Linked DNA regions of Homo sapiens: regions 1 and 2 are each linked to region 3. Evidence: chromatin loops called from intact Hi-C (ENCODE). Cell type or tissue: Calu3. All regions are shown on one strand.

Region 1 (2,500 bases), 360 kb after region 3:
TACAAAAGTGTATCTACAGCTAACACCGTCTTCAGAGAAAGATGCTCAGCCGGTATCAATAACTCAACCATGTGGTGCAGGGTACAGTCCCCAAAGACCATTTACTTTCTCCTTGTCCTCCCCAGATGTGAAGCCAACATTAACCTCGAGGCCAAAGTCTTTGGAGAGTTTCAGCTAAAGGTGAGGCCTAACCAGGCAGCCAGAAGGTCCATCCTTAAGCCATGGGAGATGAAGGAGAGTCTCCAACGGACAAGAACCTGACCCCCTCCCATTCCCTCCCCCATATATTTTTTCCTGCATTGTCTTATCTATGATCTGTGTTTAGTTACAGCTTGTGAAACTCCCCTGAGTTCTAAGGCAAAGGATTGGAGATTGCTAAACTGATTTTTAACGGTTTTCTGCAGCTCAGAGACCACCGTCCGGCCCAAGACTTCGAGGTCACCGTGCCTCTTCATCTCTGAGTGGTCCAGTGAGCTCGCTGCCACTACATGCTTACAACTGGCTCGATTCAAACATTAAATGAAGTAGAGAAATCATCAGATAAATTGCTGGCCCTGTGTACTGGAGAGTGAAGGCTCTTTCTCCAGCTGACGACAGCGCTAGGCTTTTGTCTGACCTAATTTATTTCTCTTTCAGGTTAGAATAAAGCACTCTTTCCTGTCGCAGGGTAACCTCTTCTGCTCATATATTGAACTCTAGCATAAGACTCAGGGTGCAGTCTGCAGATTTCTTCAACTTGGGAAAGAAGACATTATAAATCTAGAAATCCTATGATCAAAAGCACATATATTCCCCATCACTAGATTACATGTTTAGGGGAGAAATCCTCTCATTAAAAGCCATCCATAAAGGACAACTGTTTGGGGTGAAAGATGTGATCAAGACTGGCTCTAGCAATCACATACTCTTTCCAAACAAAGTTTTACATGTTATTTGAGTCGGCATTTTAAATCTTTGGGGAACGGTGCTATTTCCCTTAGTTCAGTGGGAACATTACCTAATAAATGGAATTGAGAATCCAAGTGTCATAAAATTTGAGCTAAAAGGATTTCCATTCATCAAGCTGTTTTAGGTACACGACTCCCAAAAGCAGCAACTCTCGACTGTTCCCTGGGTCTGTGACATGCAAGACAGAAATGAGCAGTACGCCTTCCCCAGACCTCCCCAGCCCGATCACCAGCGCCTTAATAACGCAGCAGAATTTTCAGAACGTCAAGACCACGGACGAATCAGGGAAAACACACCCATTCAAAACTCACAATTTTAATTGTTAAAAAAGAAAGAAAGAAAATCAAAGAAAAAGAAAATGCCCCCATCTGCCAAGTGAGGGCTTGTAAATCAATGGCGATAGCTTGAAAATAGATTTCTCAAACTTATATTCTCATTTTGTCCTGCACGAATCTCTGCTGGAAAATCAATATTACAACTTCACACTTAAGGTATTTTGCAGCAACGTAAACTGCCGCCGCTGCTGATGGAAGCCCGTTCCTAGCCCATTGTAGCGGAGGCGCCAAGCCATGACACGGGCACCGAGCTCCCCCTAGCTGCCAAGTGGCGCTAGGCGCGGCTCGGCGTTTCAGCTTGCCATCAACCAAAAGCCAATTCAACTGAAAGTTTATTTTGGAAAGTATTTTATCACAACAAGCAACAGAGAATGCAAAGCAATCGAGATAGGAGATGAAAAGGGGATAAGTGAAGGCTGGTGCAAGCCGTGTTCTAAGCTATAAGACAGTGCCAAGAACTCCATTCTGAGAAGGCGCTAGAAACTGGTATCTGTAAACGACTGTTTTCTGTGCTTCCGTCTCACCTGAGACACAATTCTAATTATTCTCAAATGCACCCAAAGTTGGGCTTCCCTTGGGTTGAGTAGGACCCACTTAGCCCTCCACACTGGTCACTGACACAACACACCCAACCAGCTAACCCAGCCTCGATGTCTCTAAGGCCGGCTTCACAAAAGCAACTGCATTCACCCCAGCACTTCAGAAATGCCTAGTTTTCTGTTATGAAATATTTCAAAGGCCAGACAAAAAATCGCCAAGGCCAAGCACAGGCAGATAGCAACCTCCCCATCAAAAAAAAAGAAAAGAAAAGAAAAGAAAAGAAATATGCATATGTACATCATATCATTCAGGTAGGGAAAAAAGACCCTTTAAAAATATTAGGGGCTGTTAAAATATGCTCACGGCTGTTTTCTCTCAGGTGTGAATTACAAATGAATAAAATCAGCCTGGCATAACACCTTTGGTGAACACGTTTTTATTCTCCCATTGAATCAGAGCAGCTGACTTATATCACACTTCTAATGATATGGGGTTCCCTTCTGTGCAGAAGGGAGAGGAACTTCACCCCCCCCCCACCAACTAACCAAAAAAAAAAAAAGAGGGCTATGTCTTATGAAATTTATCGGAGGCCCAATTCTGAAAGACATGTGGACCACTGGAGATATACTCTACCCTGGGGAGTTAAGATAATTGTGAGCACCGCTGCCTTCAAAACA
Region 2 (2,500 bases), 68 kb after region 3:
TGGCCAATCTTATAGATCTTCTTGTTGATCTCAGTGCGGTGATGGTAGCCTTTCTGCCCAGCGCGTGCCACAGAGAATTTGATGGCGTGATGTCTCACAGAAAGTTCTCCGCTCCCAGACATGGGTCCCTCGGCTTCCTGCCTCGGAAGCGCAGCAGCAGGCATCGTGGGAAGGTGAAGAGCTTCCCTAAGGATGACCCGTCCAAGCCGGTCCACCTCACAGCCTTCCTGGGATACAAGGCTGGCATGACTACACACTTCTAAACAACCAGAACTCACAATAACTCACCCACTCACTATCACAAGGACAGCATGGAGGGGATGGTTATAACCCATCATGAGAACTCTGCTCCCATGATCCAATCACCTCCTACCAGGCCCCACCTCCAACATCGGGGATTACAATTCAACATGAGATTTGGACAGGGACAAAGATCCAAATCATATCAGATATATAAGCAAAAATTTAAAATAGTGGTCATTTCTGGACAGTATGATTTTTGTACAGATATTTTCTTCTTTTTGCAAATCTGTATTTTCTTAATTTTCTATCATTCACATGGCTATTTCTGTAATAGAAAAAATAATTTTGAACATTAAACAAAATACCTGTTTTTATTACGAGAAAGCATAGGAATGGAATTTGCAACACGCTCGACACATGCAAAATATCCAATGTGAGATTATGCAAGGGAGAGAATGCATGGAATCTGGAATGGTGCATCGATTTGAAATTAGAGTTGGAAAGGAAGTCATTAATCCATTTGCACAGCTGAGAGACTGAGGCCTAGAAAGGAGAGTGGTTCAGATGAGCCAGCCAGGCCTTGACCTTGAGACAACCAGACTCTGAAGATTTTTCCATGACCCAGGCTTTGATTGTTTTTGGTTTTTGTGGCCCTTCCCTCTAAGTTCTATCACCTTACGAAATCAGTTGGGCTTAAGTGTCAGTACCAGGATTGTTCAAATAAGCAATATGCACCATAGGGGGAAAATATTGATCTGAAAGCATGAAGGTTGTTTGTCTAGTTTCACACAGCCAACCAAATTAACAAGACAGAATGACTCAGAATGTCAACTGAACCAGGGAGGTGTTGCCTTGGAGGACAAGGAAAAGGTGATCTGTGAAACCAGCCACAGGTACCATAAGCCAAGAGGACAGAAATCTCTCACAATTTCTGCAAATCTAGTTCCTTCTACACAGCATGAAAGATAGACATGACTTTGATGCTACATGGAAACCTAAAACTTTGTCACTGAGGCACAAAAGATATTCATTTTCTGGTGGCAAAAAATTTATCACCACAAAAAAATTTGTCTCAGTGAGGAGATAGTTAAGAAAAAAAATACTCTTCTCCTCCCCTGGCCATGTCAATCTTATTAGTGACAAATTACCCTCTCCCACACACTGTCCTTTTGTTTTCTAATTATGACTCCTGCTGTCAGAATGGAGAATCAGCCACACTGGCTCCTGCCTCAGTGGATGCTCAGACACATGCAGATTCCTCTATGCCCTTGTAAAATATTCTGCACAAAAGAAATAATTCTAAATCCTACCATTTTTTTTGCACAATCCTCTTAGAGCCTTGAGGGGCAGTAAAAAAGAAAAAGGGAATTGTTGGTAGATTTGTTGAGACTTTGAGACTGTCCTTCAGTGAGTAGAGGCAAAATAAAGCCTTTTTTCAGACGTATAAAAGCTAAAAGAATTCATCACCAGCAGACCTGTGCTACAAGAAATGTTAAAGAAAATCCTTCATGCAGAAGGAAAATGATAGCAGATGAAAACCTGGATCTACACAAAGGAATGGAGAGCACCAGACGTGATAACCATGTGGGTAAATATACAGGCACTTTTCTTATTATCTGAAACTCTTTAAAAGACAATTGACTGCTTAAAGAAAAATAACAACAATGTATTATGGCGTTTATAATGTATGTAGAAGTAAAATGTATGGCCACAATAGTGCAAAGGCCAGGAAAGGAAAAATAGAAATATAGTGTTATAAGCAACTTATACCATATGTGAAGTGATATAATAACACTTGAAGGTTGACCATGATAAACTAAAGTGCATATTAACCCTAAAGCAACTATTAAAATAACTGAACAAAAAGTTTCACTACTAAGCTAATAAAGCAAATGAGACAACATGGATCATTAAAAAAATACTCAATCCAGGCTGGGCGCGGTGGCTCATGCCTGTAATCCCAGGACTTTGGGAGGCCGACGCAGGTGGATCACGAGGTCAGGAGATCAAGACCATCCTGGCTAACGCGGTGAAACCGCATCTCTATTAACAATACAAAAAATTAGCCAGGCGTAGTAGCGGGTGCCTGTAGTCCCAGCTACTCAGGAGGCTGAAGCAGGAGAATGGCGTGAACCCGGCAGACAGAGGTTGCAGTGAGCTGAGATTGCACCACTGCACTCCAGCCTGGGCGACAGAGCGAGACTCTGTCTCAAAAAAAAAAAGAATATTCAATCCAAAAGAAAGGTAGAAAAGAAGA
Region 3 (2,500 bases):
TTTTCAAACTCTCTTTTTTTTTTTTTTTTTTTTTGAGTCAGAGTCTCGGTCTGTCACCCAGGCTGGAGTGCCCTGGCGTGATCTAGGCTCACTGCAACCTCCGCCTCCTGGGTTCAAGCAATTCTCCTGCCTCAGCCTCCCGAGTAGCTGGGATTAGAGGCACCCGTCACCACGCCTGGCTAATTTTTGTGTTTTTAGTAAAGACGGGGTTTCACCATGCCCCTTGGCCAGGCTGGTCTCGAACTCCTGACCTCATGATCCGCCCACCTCGGCCTCCCAAAGTGCTGGGATTAGAGGGGTGAGCCACTGCGCCCGGCCATTTTCAAACTTTTAAGGGGCTGCAGGGATCACTAGAGAAAGTTTGGGGCTGTATCCTACTTGACCTAAGTACCTCCATTTTTAACTGTTTACATATTGGGCTTTCCAAATTTCATTTGCAAACTGAAATTCTGCACACAAAAAGTTACAAAAATCAAAATTTTGAAAAATTATGGTCTAATTCTTCCCTTTTAAAGATAAGACACTAACGCCCAGAGAGAGAATACAACGTGCCCAAGATCGCCTAGCAAGCTGCTGATGGGGCCAGAAAGAGGATCCAGACCTCCAGACTCCACATCCAGGGCCCTTCTCACACTGCCCCCATCACCTGGCCTCCCTCTATCCTAATGTTGACTCTGCAGGCTTTCAGGGGCCACCTGCCATCCAGTCCCCCTCCTGTGGGCTTATCAGTGGCTGCCTACAGGACTCTGAGATTCCAGATGGAAACGGAAAGAATGGTAAAAAGGAGGTAATTGGGCCAAGTTGTGGAGGGGGGAGCTGTCTCAGCCAGGTATGCAGCGTCTCCTCAGGTGGAGAATCTGGCTAGAAATTCCGAAGGGGACAAAAGCTAACTCCATATGACCATGGTGTTGGGTTTTGAAACCCTATACGTTTTTTAAATCTATAATTATGTGGTACACACCTAATTAAAATGGACTATAATTGTTGAAATATTTTATTGAAGTCATTTTTTTTTTCCGAACGACAGGTTTAACAGATGATAAAACTTGTCTTGTGGTTAACTTGGGCTGCCAAGATCCCCAGGCACAGTACAGAGGGTGGGGCTGTCCGACAGCGGACAGTCAACTGCATCTGAATGCCAGCATTCTTTGCTAAGCACTCCCTTCTGAAGGCTCCTCTTGGGCCCCATGCCAAGCGCTCAGGACGGAGACAAATAGCCTGGGTGGGTGTTTTGTGCACAAAGATGATTGAGGTTTGCTTTTGCTCGATGGAGAAATCCTTTGAAATTGTGCTCCCGGGGAGCAAGGGCAGCTAAGATCAGAGGGAACTGTTTATTCAAAAGCACAAGGAGAGAACAGTGATCCCTCCCCACTCACAACCCACACCCTCCTCCAAACTCCAAATGACCACGGCGAAACAGGCCTCGACAGCGTCAGGGAGCTGCATCCTCACGTCTTCCAAAGGATGAGATGGATGTTTCTCTACCCGTGCCTCCGACAGGAGTTGCAGTTTACTGACAGTCTACCAGGTGCTCAGTGCTTTGTATGCTTTGTTTCTAGTATTTACTACCCACTTTACAGATGAGGAAACTAAATCATAGATAAAATGAGTGGTTTAAGGTCTCGCGGCAAGGAAATATGGCATAGTCTTAACCCCAGCTCTGCCAAACTCGGAAGCCAATGTTTTTCCACTGCTGTGTTCTGTCTCAAAGGCTGGCTCAAAGCGCGCATCTTCATTATTCAAAAAACGGAATCAGCCTGCGGGAGGGAAGGGCAGGAAAGCATGCCCCAGGAGTTGGGGGTTCCTTTTCATTTGTGTTGTCTGTCTGTCCTCCCTACCCAGCCCTGCCGGCAGCATGGGGGAGGGGGCATATTACAAGATCCAGGGGTACTTCCCAGCCCACACCACCAGCACAGCAAGGGCTAGGCCAGGGAGGCAAGGGAGAAGTTTGCTCCCTTTCCTGCCTGAGAACCAGGGGGTAGTCATTTGACCCCCAGTTCTGAGCTCAGCGAAAGTGAGAGCAGTAAGGTAGGGCCCTAGTTGTGAGCCACGTGCCGTTGTCCAGATTTTGTGATGGCTTTATCCTCTGTGATTGTCCCAACCCAGCTGTTAGGCAGCTATTGTCATCCCTGGGCTACTGGTGACCAACAGGGGCCTAGCGGCTGCAACAGACCTAACCTGACCCAGCTAAAACAAAGCTCCAAAACCACCCTAAAAAACGTATTCTGGGAGTTTCTCCATTTTGCGTTGGTGTTTTTTTGTTCCTGTGCTTTCTTTGTTCTTCCTTTGCCTGTCTGCTCTCCCTCAAGCTTGCCCTTCATTTTTGCCGTCATCATTTTTATTGAGCACCTACTATGTGTGAGACCCTCTGCTAGATGTGCACTGTGGAGGAAACACGCTTCTTGAATTCCAACGCCCACTCTCCCCCGGGGAGTTGCAGCATTCGACTACTCTCTGCTTCCTAAGTGCAGTTTCTGCCTTACAAGTCCGGCCCTCGGGG

The links. Hi-C counts contacts between places; a loop is a spot of excess contacts. Peaks named below come from ENCODE experiments on the same cell type or tissue, not always from the same donor. Only the 100,000 strongest peaks of a DNase experiment are listed, where the experiment ranks them.
Region 1: it touches region 3 in a loop (3-fold over the local background); 4 of 110 quality-filtered maps call a loop at or near these places.
Region 2: it touches region 3 in a loop (2.0-fold over the local background); 2 of 110 quality-filtered maps call a loop at or near these places.

Annotation. Positions count from the first base shown.
Region 1 is chr14:99,265,197-99,267,696 of GRCh38, forward strand. All of the region lies in intron 1 of BCL11B (BCL11 transcription factor B), which reads right to left. Among named protein-coding and RNA genes, the nearest start is that of BCL11B, 5.8 kb to the right of the region's middle. In Calu3, a CTCF peak has its summit at 1,529; a DNase peak (open chromatin) is centred at 1,525.
Region 2 is chr14:98,973,225-98,975,724 of GRCh38, forward strand. It overlaps the pseudogene RPL3P4. Among named protein-coding and RNA genes, the nearest start is that of LINC02914, 260 kb to the left of the region's middle. In Calu3, no CTCF peak of the experiment used is centred here; a DNase peak (open chromatin) is centred at 1,077.
Region 3 is chr14:98,905,517-98,908,016 of GRCh38, forward strand. No RefSeq gene overlaps it. Among named protein-coding and RNA genes, the nearest start is that of LINC02914, 200 kb to the left of the region's middle. In Calu3, no CTCF peak of the experiment used is centred here; a DNase peak (open chromatin) is centred at 1,165.